Linked DNA regions of Homo sapiens: region 1 is linked to region 2. A link is an interaction called in ENCODE POLR2A ChIA-PET data of the cell type or tissue named here. Cell type or tissue: MCF 10A. All regions are shown on one strand. Each heading gives the region's core, and the rest is flanking DNA. Links, peaks and the distances in the headings are about the cores only. Region 1 has its middle 15 kb from the start of EPB41L1. Region 2 has its middle 34 kb from the start of NORAD.

Region 1 (5,376 bases), core at 238-5,237, 54 kb after region 2:
ACTTCAGCAGTCCACCTGCCTCAGCCTCCTGAGTAGCTGGGGCTACAGGTGCATACCGTGGTACCTGACTAATTTTTTTTTTTGTAAAAATGGGGTTCTTCTTTTGTTGCCCAGGCTGGTCTTGAACTCTTGGCTTCAAGTAATCCTCCTGCCCTGGCCTCCCAAAGTAACGGGATTACAGGTGTGAGCCTGAATTTTTTAATTTTTTAAAATTTACTTTTCCACGGCAGAGTATTGTTCTGTTGCCTAGACTGAAGTGCAGTGGCACGATCACTGCAGCCCCAACCTCCCAGGCTCAAATGGTCCTCCCATCTCATCCTCCCAAGTAGCTGGGACTACACATGCATGCCACCATGCCTGGCTAAGTTTTTCTTTTTTTCCTTTTCTTTCCTTTCCTTTTTTTTTTTTTTTTGAGACAGGGTTTCACTCTGTTGCCCAGGCTAGAGTGCAGTGGCTCAATCTCGGTTCACTGCAACCTCTGCCTCCTGGGCTCAAGGGATATTCGCCCCTCAGCCTCCCAAGTAGCTGGGACTACAGGCATATGCACTATCACACCTGGCTAATTTTTTATTTTTTGTAGAGACAGGGTTTCATCATGTTGCCCAGGCTGGTCTCAAACTCCTGACCTCAAGTAATCCGTATGCCTCAGCCTCCCAAAGTGCTGGGACTATAGGCATGAGCCACTGCGCTGGGGCAGCTAATTAAAAAAAATTTTTTTTGGATACAGATTGGGTCTCACTATGTTGCCCAGGCTGGTCTCAAACTCCTGGGTTCAAGTTATCCTCCTGCCTCAGCCTCCCATAGTGCTGAGATTATAGGCATGAGTCACCGCACCCAGCCTGAATACTTTTTTTATGTTTTGAGACTGAGTTCCGCTTTTGTTGCCCAGGCTGGAGTGCAATGGCGCGATCTTGGCTCACGGCAATCTCCGCCTCCTGGGTTCAAGCGATTCTTCTGCCTCAGCCTCCTGAGTAGCTGGGATTACAGGCATGCACCACCGTGCCCGTCTGATTTTGTATTTTTAGTAAAGATGAGTTTTCTCCATCTTGGCCAGGCTGGTCACAAACTCCTGACCTCAGGTGATCTGCCCGCCTCGGCCTCCCAAAGTGCTGGGATTGCAGGCATGAGCCACCATGCCCAGCCAAATTTTTTAATATGAAAAAAGTGAAACTATATCCATTAAACAATAACTCCCATTTCCTCCTCCCCCAACCTGTGGCAGCTGCCATTCTCCTTTCTGTAACTGCAAATTGGACTAGATACCTCAGATAAGTGGAATCATACAGTGTTTGTCTTTTTGTGACTGGCTTTTGTTACTTAGTATAATGTCCTCAAGTTCACCCATGTTGTCATATGTATCAGAATTCCCTTCCTTTCTAAAGCTGAATAATATTCCATTGTATATATGTACAACATTTTGTTTATCCACTCATCTGTCGATGGACACTTGTTGCTTCCACCTCTTGGCTATGTGAATAATGCTGCTATGGCCTTGGCTGTACAGAGATCTCTTTGACACCTTGCTTTCAATTATTTTGGATATAGCCTCAGAAGTGGAATTGCTGGGTTGTATGGTTAGCACTTTTTTTTTTTTTTTTTTTGAGACAAGAGTCTCGCTCTGTCAGCCAGGCTGGAGTGCAGTGGCACGATCTCAGGCTCACTGCAGCCTCTGCCTCCCAGGTTCAAGCAGTTCTCCTGCCTCAGCCTCCCGAGTAGCTGGGATTACAGCTTCTCCACCCCGCCCGCTAATTTTTGCATTTTTAGTAGAGACAGGGTTTCACCATGTTGGCCAGGCTGGTCTCGACTCCCAGCCTCAGGTGATCTGCCCGCCTCAGCCTCCCAAAGTGCTGGGATCACAGGCATGAGCCACCACATCCAGCCAGCACATTTTTTAAAGCCACTATTTATTGCATGCTTAATATGTGCCAGGAACTGGGTTAATGATTTGACATATATTGCCTCACTCAATCCCTGCGTCCACTCTGAGTAGTAGGAAGAATTATCCCCAGTTTGTAGCTGAGAAAATAAAGACTCAGAGAGGTTAAGTTATTTGCTCAAAGTCTCACAGCTAGGAAGCTTTGGAACATGCACTGGAGCTTTGACCTGCCGCCAAAGCCTTGCTTTTAACTATTGTGACATGCTGCCTCCCAGTGGCCTCTCTCTCCACCTGTCTATAGAATTTTCTGCCTCTGTTGTGTCCCATTTTTTTTTTCTCTCTTGCCTTGTGTGTGTTCACTCTCTCTGGAAACTTTGAACAACTTAAGTAAAGGCCCTTTGACTGCCAAGAAGTTTTGTGAGTTGGAAACTTAGAGCGGGAGGCCTGTAATTTGCTTTCTAATCATGGTCCTCTGGATTTATAGCTGCCTGTCTCCCAGTGACTGACAGGCTCTTATTCAGCCTCTTGTGGTGATTGCCTTGTGGATCCACAGAAAGCCGGCCCAAGAGGGCCAGCTTCCTGGGTACAGGGACGCTGTACCCCCAGAGAGGCAGTGTGGGAAGGGAGACGGCCCGGCTAGGCCAACGAGGATTCTCTTGGCTCACTGATTTCCTAGCAACAACAGAGGCAGAAAATTTTACAGAAAGGTGGGAAAAGAAAGGCTATGAAGTAGATTCCAGTACAATTGCCTTTTTCTGATTTTCAAAACTATCAGAGCAAAAATATTCCTAAATTTGTTTCGAGTTTTATAAGTTCAAGCCAGACTTACGGTTTGCATGATAGTCAGTTATCTTTCTGTCATCCTTTAAAAAAAATTTTTTTGTTATGCAAAATTTCAAACATACATAAAAATAAAGAGTATAGTGTAATGCACTTCTGTGAACCCATTGCCTAGGTTTAGCAATGATTAATACATAGAGTCACAGCTTGTCTATCCAATAACACAGAAGTTTAAATTTTTCCTCATTCACAGCACTAGCTCAGCGCTTCAGACCTAGTTGTTGCTCAGTAAATAAATAGATGCTGACTGATTACAAAGCCCTTCCCCTCTCTGGGTCTCAGTTTCCCCATCTGTGCAGTAAAGGGATAGGATTAAGTGCTTTCTTCTTATTATTATTTATTTATTTTTTTTAAGACGGAGTTTCACTCTTGTTGCCCAGGCTGGAGTGCAATGGTACGATCTGGGCTCACCGCAACCTCTGCCTCCTGGGTTCAAGCGATTCTCTTGCCTCAACCTCCTGAGTAGCTGAGATTACAGGCATGTGCCACCATGCCTGGCTAATTTTGTATTTTTAGTAGAGATGGAGTTTCTCCATGTTGGTCAGCTGGTCTCGAACTCCCGACCTCAGGTGATCCGCCCACCTTGGCCTCCCAAAGTGCTGGGATTGCAGGCATGAGCCACCGTGCCCGGCCTAGGTGGTTTTTTTTTGTTGTTGTTGTTTGTTTGTTTGTTTTTGAGACAGAGTCTCGCTCTGTCACCCAGGCTGGAGTGCAGAAGCGCAATCTCTGCTCACTGCAACCTCTGCTTCCCAGATTCAAGTGATTCTTGTGCCTCAGCCTCCTGAGTAGCAGGGACTACAGGTGCGCGCCACCACACCTGGCTACTTTTTGTATGTTTTTTTTTTTTTTTTTTTAGTAGGGATGAGGTTTCGCCATGTTGGCCGTGCTGGTCTTGAACTCCTGGCCTCAAGTGATCCAACCACCTTGGCCTCCCAAAGTGCTGGGATTACAGGCATGAGCCACCGCACCCAACCAGGATTAAGTGCTTTCTAAGAGACATGGTAGTCAAAGTATACACTTGGATGTCAGACACAATTGTTTTTCCATTTATTAGCTAGGTATCTTCAGGCAAGCTGAGTCTCAGTTTTCTCATCTGTAAAGTGGGGATATGACTTCTCAAGGGTGGTTGTAAGCACTGAATAAAGTAGCTGTTTTGTTGCTAATACTTTTATTATTGCTATTTTGAATATTAATATTCTGGTTGGAAGAATCCGTGTATTTCAGAAATGCAAAAATAAAATTGGAATGGACTAGAATTCATGCCCTAGGATTTGGCTTCTTTTTTTGTCCCAGTCAGCAGATAATCAGAAGCCCAAGAAATGAATAGTGCAAGAGGAGGCCCAGAGTGAGGGCCATCCAGGCTGATTTCATCTCCTCTCTTCCCCTGCCCCTGCCGTGTGTGGGTGTCACAGCCCCCACCCCCATGAGAGAGCCCGACTAGCCACCCCCTCCCCTAATGAGACAGGCCCAAGATGGAAGAGCCCACAGGTGGAGAGGGTGGTGCTGCAGGATGTCTCGTTGCTAAGATTTCCGAGGAGGCAGCAAGAGCCTGTTTCCAAAGCTGGGAGGGAATGATGGGCTGATGAGTAGATGTAGGGCATGTGGCCCCAGATGGGGTTTTGTGGGATTCTGGGCAAGGGACAGCAGCTGGGAGAAGGCGCTGGGGGCAGGAGGAGGGTCTTTGTAGAATATGGCCCCTTTCATAGACTGTGGGCTCAGGATTACGTGTTCATTTCTTCCATTTACCTCCTTATCTGTCAATATCAGACCTGCATGTGAATCCTGATTCACTCTATGACCTTTGGCAAGTGTTGTGCTGCTGTACTTGCTGGCCCTCAGTTTTCTCACCAATGGGAGGGCTAAGTGAAACATGTATAATAAAGTGCTCTGTAAAAAGGAAGACAAAGTAGAAATGTGAAGGTTCACTACGACTGTCATCTTTATTATTTTTTTTTTCTTTTACTGTCAGATGAGGGAATGGGACTCTGTTAGGTTTCTATGCATGAATAGGGAGCCCTGGAGGGTACTTCCGCTGTGAGGGCCTGTGTCAGGAGACTGTGGGAATTGGCTAGATGGGCCCCATTAGTGAAACTCCAGGGAACAACTGAAGAGGGCAGCAAAGTTCAAAGCCAGAGAGGCAGCCCAAGGGGGGCTGTGGTTGCTGAAAGGTGGGGGCTCTAGTGAGATTCTAGGAGGGACCTTCAATGGTTCAGGCCAGAAGCTTTGAGAGAGGTGAAGGTAACAGACCTTTCTTATATAAATATGTTTACACATATATACCAGAAAGTAAGCAACAAAACAAGACCCAAATGTACACAAAAGAAATAATTCCACTATCATAAAACAACGTCTGGTAACATGTTTTAAAATATTTCCTGTTTGCTTTTTTCTAGGCATGTACACATACATACATATTTTATAGAAATTGGGGCCAGGCACGGTGGCTCACGCCTATAATCCCAGCACTTTGGGAGGCTGACGTGGACAGATCACTTGAGGTCAGGAGTTCGAGACCAGCCTGGCCAACATGGTGAAACCCTGTCTCTTCTAAAAATACAAAAATTAACCAGGCGTGGTGGCGGGGCACCTGTAATCCCAATTACTCGGGAGGCTGAGGTGGGAGAATTGCTTGAACCCAGGAGGCGGAGGTTGCAGTGAGC
Region 2 (5,376 bases), core at 158-5,157:
CATGCCCAGATATTTGGTTAAACATTATTCTGGGTGTGTCTGTGAGGGTGTTTGTAGATGAGATTAACTTTTGAATCTGTAGACTGAGTAAAGCAGATTGCCCTTCCCAAGTGGGTGGGCCTCATTCAATCCATTGAAGGCCTGAACAGAACAAAAAGGTGGAGTAAGAGAATTCTTTCTCCCTGTCTCACTGTGCTCATGCTGGTACTTTTGTCGTCTCCTGCCTTTGGACTTTTTTTTGAGACAGGTTCTCGCTGTCACACACGTTGGAGTGCAGTGGTGGGATACCGGCTCACTGCAACCTCCGCCTCCTGGGTTAAAGCAATTCTCTTGCCTCAGCCTCCCGAGTTGCTGGGATTATAGACTCCTGCCACCACACCCAGCTAATTTTTTTGTATTTTTAGTAGAGATGGGATTTCACTATGTTGGCCAGGCTGGTCTCGAACTCCTGACCTCAAGTGATCTGCCTGCCTTGGCCTCTCAAAGTGCTAGGATTATAGGCATGAACCACTGCACCCGGCCTGTCTTTGGACTTTTATCTGGACCATTGGCTCTCTTGGTTCTCAGGCCTTTGGACTCAGACTAGAACTAAACCATTGGCTCTCCTGTGTCTCCAGCTTGCTGACTACAAATCTTAGGGCTTAGCTTCTATAACCACATGACCTAATTTTTTATAATACTCTCTCTCTATTCTATTGGTTCTGTCAGAGGCGTTTGAACCAGAGCAACTCCATCTTGAGTAGGTGCTAGGTAAAATAAGGCTAAGACCTGCTGGGCTGCATTCCTAGCTGGTTAGGCATTCTAAGTTACAGGATGAGATAGGAGGGCACAAGATACAGGTCATAAAGACCTTGCTGATAAAACAGGTTGCAGTAAAGAAGCCGGCTAAAACCCAGGAAAACCAAGATAGCGACAAGAGTGACCTCTGGTCGTCCTCACTGCTACACTCCCACCAGCACCATGACAGTTTACAAATGTCATGGCAATGTCAGGAAGTTACCCTATATGGTCTAAAAGGGGAGGCATGAGTAAACCACCCATTGTTTAGCATATAATCAAGAAATAACCATAAAAATGGGCAACAAGCAGCCCTGGGGGTTGCTCTGTCTAAGGAGTAGCTATTATTTTATTCCTCTACTTTCTTAATAAACTTGCTTTCACTGGGCATGGTGGTTTATGCCTGTAATCCCAACACTTTGGGAGGCCGAGGCGGGTGACCTGAGGTCAGGAGTTCAAGACCAGCCTGGCCAACATGGTGAAACCCCGTCTCTACTAAAAATTCAAAAATTAGCCAGGCATGGTGGTGGGTGCCTGTAATCCCAGCTACTTGGGAGGCTGAGGCAGGAGAATTGCTTGAGCCTGGGAGGCAGAGGTTGCAGTGAGCTGAGATCGCGCCACTGCACTCCAGCCTGGGCGACAGAGTCTCCATTCCCCCCATCCCCCCAACTCCAAAAACAAACAAACAAAAACACAACTTGCTTTCACTTTACCCTATGGACTTGCCCTGAATTCTTTCTTGTGCAACATCCAAGAACCCTCTCTTAGGGTCTGGATCCAGACCCCTTTCCAGTAACACTTCTGTTTTTCTGGAGAACTCAGAGTAATACAATTTGTGACTGCGTCTTGTTAAGGAACTATTTCCCTACCCTGAGGTCCTGAAGATGATTTTCTTTAGTTTCTAAAGATCATAAAGTTTTGCTTTTCAAATTCAGGTCTTTAATCTAACCGGGGGTTATTTTAATGTATGCTACAAGGTAGGAAGCCATTTTATTTTTTTTCCAAATGATTAACAAGTTGTTCAGTGTTATTTTAAAACAATCCATCTGTATTAGTTTCCCAGAGCTGTCATAACAAATTACCACAAGCTGGGTGGCTTAAAACAACAGAAATTTATTTTCTCACAGTTCAGAAGGCCAGAAGTCTGAAATTAAGGTGTCAGCAGCACTGGTTCCTTCTGAAGATTCTGAGGGAGAAAACCTCCCATGCCTCTCTCTTAGCCTCTGGCGGTTGCCAGCAATCCTTGGCTTGTGGACACATCACTAATCTTTCTCTCCATCTTCACATCGTTTTATATTCTGTTTCCCTGTGTCTTCTCCTCTTCTTATAACGACACCAGTCATTGGATTTAGGGCCCACCCTAAATCCAGGATGAGTTATTCTTAAAATCTTGAGCTAATTACATCTGGAAAGACCCCATTTCCAAATAAGTTAATATTCTGAGGTTCTGAGGGGACATGAATTTTGCGGGGTACACTATTCAGCCCACTATATAGCATCATCTTTTGCTACTCTTTTGCAAATTCTATTTCTGTTGTTTATCCAGTGTCCATTTATGTGTGGGCAGAGTGGTCATTTTATAATATAAATCTCTGATGAAATGGTTAGACATTTTTCATGAGATAATCTTATTTAATCCTCACAGCAGTGCCGTGAGGTAGATGCTACTAAAATCACCTACTGTTGAGAGGTGTGCCAGTCAGCATTTGCTAAGTATGACGTGATAACAAACAACCCCAAACTCTCAGTGACTTACAAAAAGCCAATTGCTTTCTTCATCACATTACACATCACAGCTGTAGATTCACTGCAGCTTTGCTCTGTGTCTTTTCATTCCAGGGTCCAGGCTGAAGGTGCAGGCCCTATCCAAGACACAACATTTCCAGTGGCAGAGATAAAAAAGTAAGATTTCAGACTCAAACATGCAATGGCACTCCAAGTTTCTGCTTCGAACTGGCATGTATCTCTCTAGCTCACATTTCATTGGCCAAAGGAAGTCATGTGGTTAAGCTTGACAATGGGCTGGGGAAGTGCACTCCTTCCTCTGGAAGGTACACAAGTCACATGGCAACTGGCTAGGATGGATAATTCTCTTACTGGCCAAGGGAAGGGCAAATAATGGAGAAAAATAATACGTCAACCACAGGGGTTGAGTAACTTTCCCAAGATCAAACCACTGGGAAGGGACAGAGGCAGATTCAAACTCAGACAGTCTCCAAAGCCATAGTGAACTCCATGGCTCCCTACTGCCTGTTAGATGGAATCCAAATATATTTAAGCTTTAGGGCATTCCTGCAGCCTGGAGGGCCCTTCTACCTAATTTGTGTGCTGAATTCACTCTTTAAGGCTCCACTCCAATCTCAACTCCTTGGACTCACTCTTATTTGTCATGTGTTCCCTCTGCTCTAAGGCCCTTGTACAGTGTTCCCAAATGTTTGCAGTATTTTGGGATGAAAGGAGTGAGGGGCACAAGCTGCAAGTGGACTGTGCTCCTGAGGATGAGAGCACTTTGCCTACTTTTCCACCCCTCTAAACTAAGCTTAGTATCTTGTGCTTGGGTGACTCTGACAGGTCAGCCCCGCATGACTCACTCTGTAAGCCTTCAGCGCGGGTCACCACAAGGTCCTGGTTTAGGGTGTGTGAGTTGGTGGGTGGGGAGGGGAGGTGGAAATTAACTTTCACCTTTCAGGAACCTTTCCCTTCCCCAGGAGAAGGACAAGTGTAAGTCCTTCCCTTAAGTAGTCTGGGCAAGTCTCTACTCATCACTCCTAGGAGGACTGGGGAGGTCCTGGAAGGTGCAGAGGAGGAAGCTCTGAGAAGTAGAAACAGCACCAAACTGCACCATAGAAGACTTTACTAATTTGTCCAAATGACAGAATTTACCTTCTCTGAGCTTCAGTTTCCCCAGCTATAAAGTGGCAACAACACTGATCTTGCCCTCCTCCCTAAGTTGCTACAAAAAGACATAGTAAAAATCTTTAGGGTGCCGGGCAGGGTGGCTCACGGCTGTAATCTCAGCACTTTGGGAGGCTGAGGCAGGCAGATCACCTGAGGTTAAGAGTTCGAGACCAGCCTGGCCAACATGGTGAAACCCCATCTCTACTAAAAATACAAAAATTAGCCAGGCATGGTGGCAGGCACCTGTAATCCCAGCTACTTGGGAGGCTGAGACATGAGAATCGCTTGAACCCGGGAGATGGAGGTTGCAGTGGGCAAAGATAGTGCTACTGCACTCCAGCCAGGGTGATGGAGCAAGACTCCATTTCAAAAAAAAAAAAAAAAAAAAATCTTTAAGAATGCAGCCTTGAAATCGCACAGACTTGTACTGGAATCCTTCTCATAAGCTATGTGACTGAGAAAGTTATAGATCTTCATAAGCCATTACAGCTACCTCCCAGGGTGAGAAAATTATGTAAATAAATTTCCTAACATATACTAAGTACTCAATAATGTTGGCTATTCCTATATGAGATGATGAAACTTATTATTATATAGGGAAAGTCCCAGACGAGGACCCATTTTTGAACATTGAAAGGAGGGAGTACAGAGGCTAACTTTTCTTAGAATTGGTTGCTTCTTTTAGCCAAGTATAAGGTGTGGCTCAAAGGAATGAGGAAGCAGTTAATGAGGTGACAGGGCACAGAATACTGTTTGTCTTCACAGATCTTGGGGGAGGGATACAGTGGTTAGCTGACCTTCCCAAAAGATCAGAGATCCTGGTGTCTTGTCCACCCACAGATGCAGGCCACTTGACTCTGTCCTGTCCCCTCCTACCAGTCCAGTCACCACGTTCTGGTGAGGCTGCCTTTGAAATAATAATAACAATGGTACTTGTACTAATGATATTATTACTTTGAAGTGTATGAAGGCTTTCTAATACATCATCCCAGTTATCCTTCATTATCTCTCTCCCATTCACAGAATCCAGAGTTAGGAAGGATATTGCAGATCATTCTGCATTTTACAGATGGGATCTCTGAAATTTGAATAAAGGAAGGGATCTACTCAAGGGCTGGGATTTACCTGAGACTACACAATAAGTTAATGGCAGGGGCAGGACTAGAACCTGCAGCTCCTGACTACCAGCCTAGTGCCAGTGCCTCTTTCAAGTCACACTTGCATTGGCTTTCCATTCCCATGGCCTCCCAGTCTATTCTTTTTTTTTGTTTTTTGTTTTGTTTTGTTTTGTTTTGAGACGAGTTTCGCTCTGTCGCCCAGGCTGGAGTGCAGTGGTGTGATCTCGGCTCACTGCAACCTCCGCCTCCCGGGTTCAAGCAATTCTCTGCCTCAGCCTCCCAAGTGGCTGGGATTACAGGCACCCACCACCATGCCTGGCTAATTTTTTTGTATTTTTAGTAGAGACAGGGTTTCACCATGTTTGCCAGGCTGGTCTTGAACTCCTGACCTTGTGATCCACCCTCCTCGGCCTCCCAAAGTGCTGGGATTACAGGCATGAATCACCGTGCCCAGCCCCAGTCTATTCTTTTATCTCCTGGACCACTGCAGTGGTTTCCTACTGGTCCTGCCTGCCTCTGATCCCTCCCCACCCATTTCTTCTACACATACAGTCACATAATTGTCTGGAAGCACAGCTTTGAT

The links. ChIA-PET counts read pairs that join two places held together with the same protein. Peaks named below come from ENCODE experiments on the same cell type or tissue, not always from the same donor. Only the 100,000 strongest peaks of a DNase experiment are listed, where the experiment ranks them.
Region 1: POLR2A ChIA-PET joins it to region 2 with 20 read pairs; 18 of 35 experiments call an interaction of 5 or more read pairs at or near these places.

The regions. Positions count from the first base shown.
Region 1 is chr20:36,136,681-36,142,056 of GRCh38, forward strand. It overlaps a transcript of EPB41L1 not described here. Among named protein-coding and RNA genes, the nearest start is that of EPB41L1, 15 kb to the right of the region's middle. RefSeq lists an enhancer at 2,196-2,245. In MCF 10A, for the core only: a CTCF peak has its summit at 2,154 (motif pointing left); a DNase peak (open chromatin) is centred at 2,131.
Region 2 is chr20:36,082,563-36,087,938 of GRCh38, forward strand. No RefSeq gene overlaps it. Among named protein-coding and RNA genes, the nearest start is that of NORAD, 34 kb to the left of the region's middle. In MCF 10A, for the core only: no CTCF peak of the experiment used is centred there; DNase peaks (open chromatin) are centred at 2,849 and 3,419.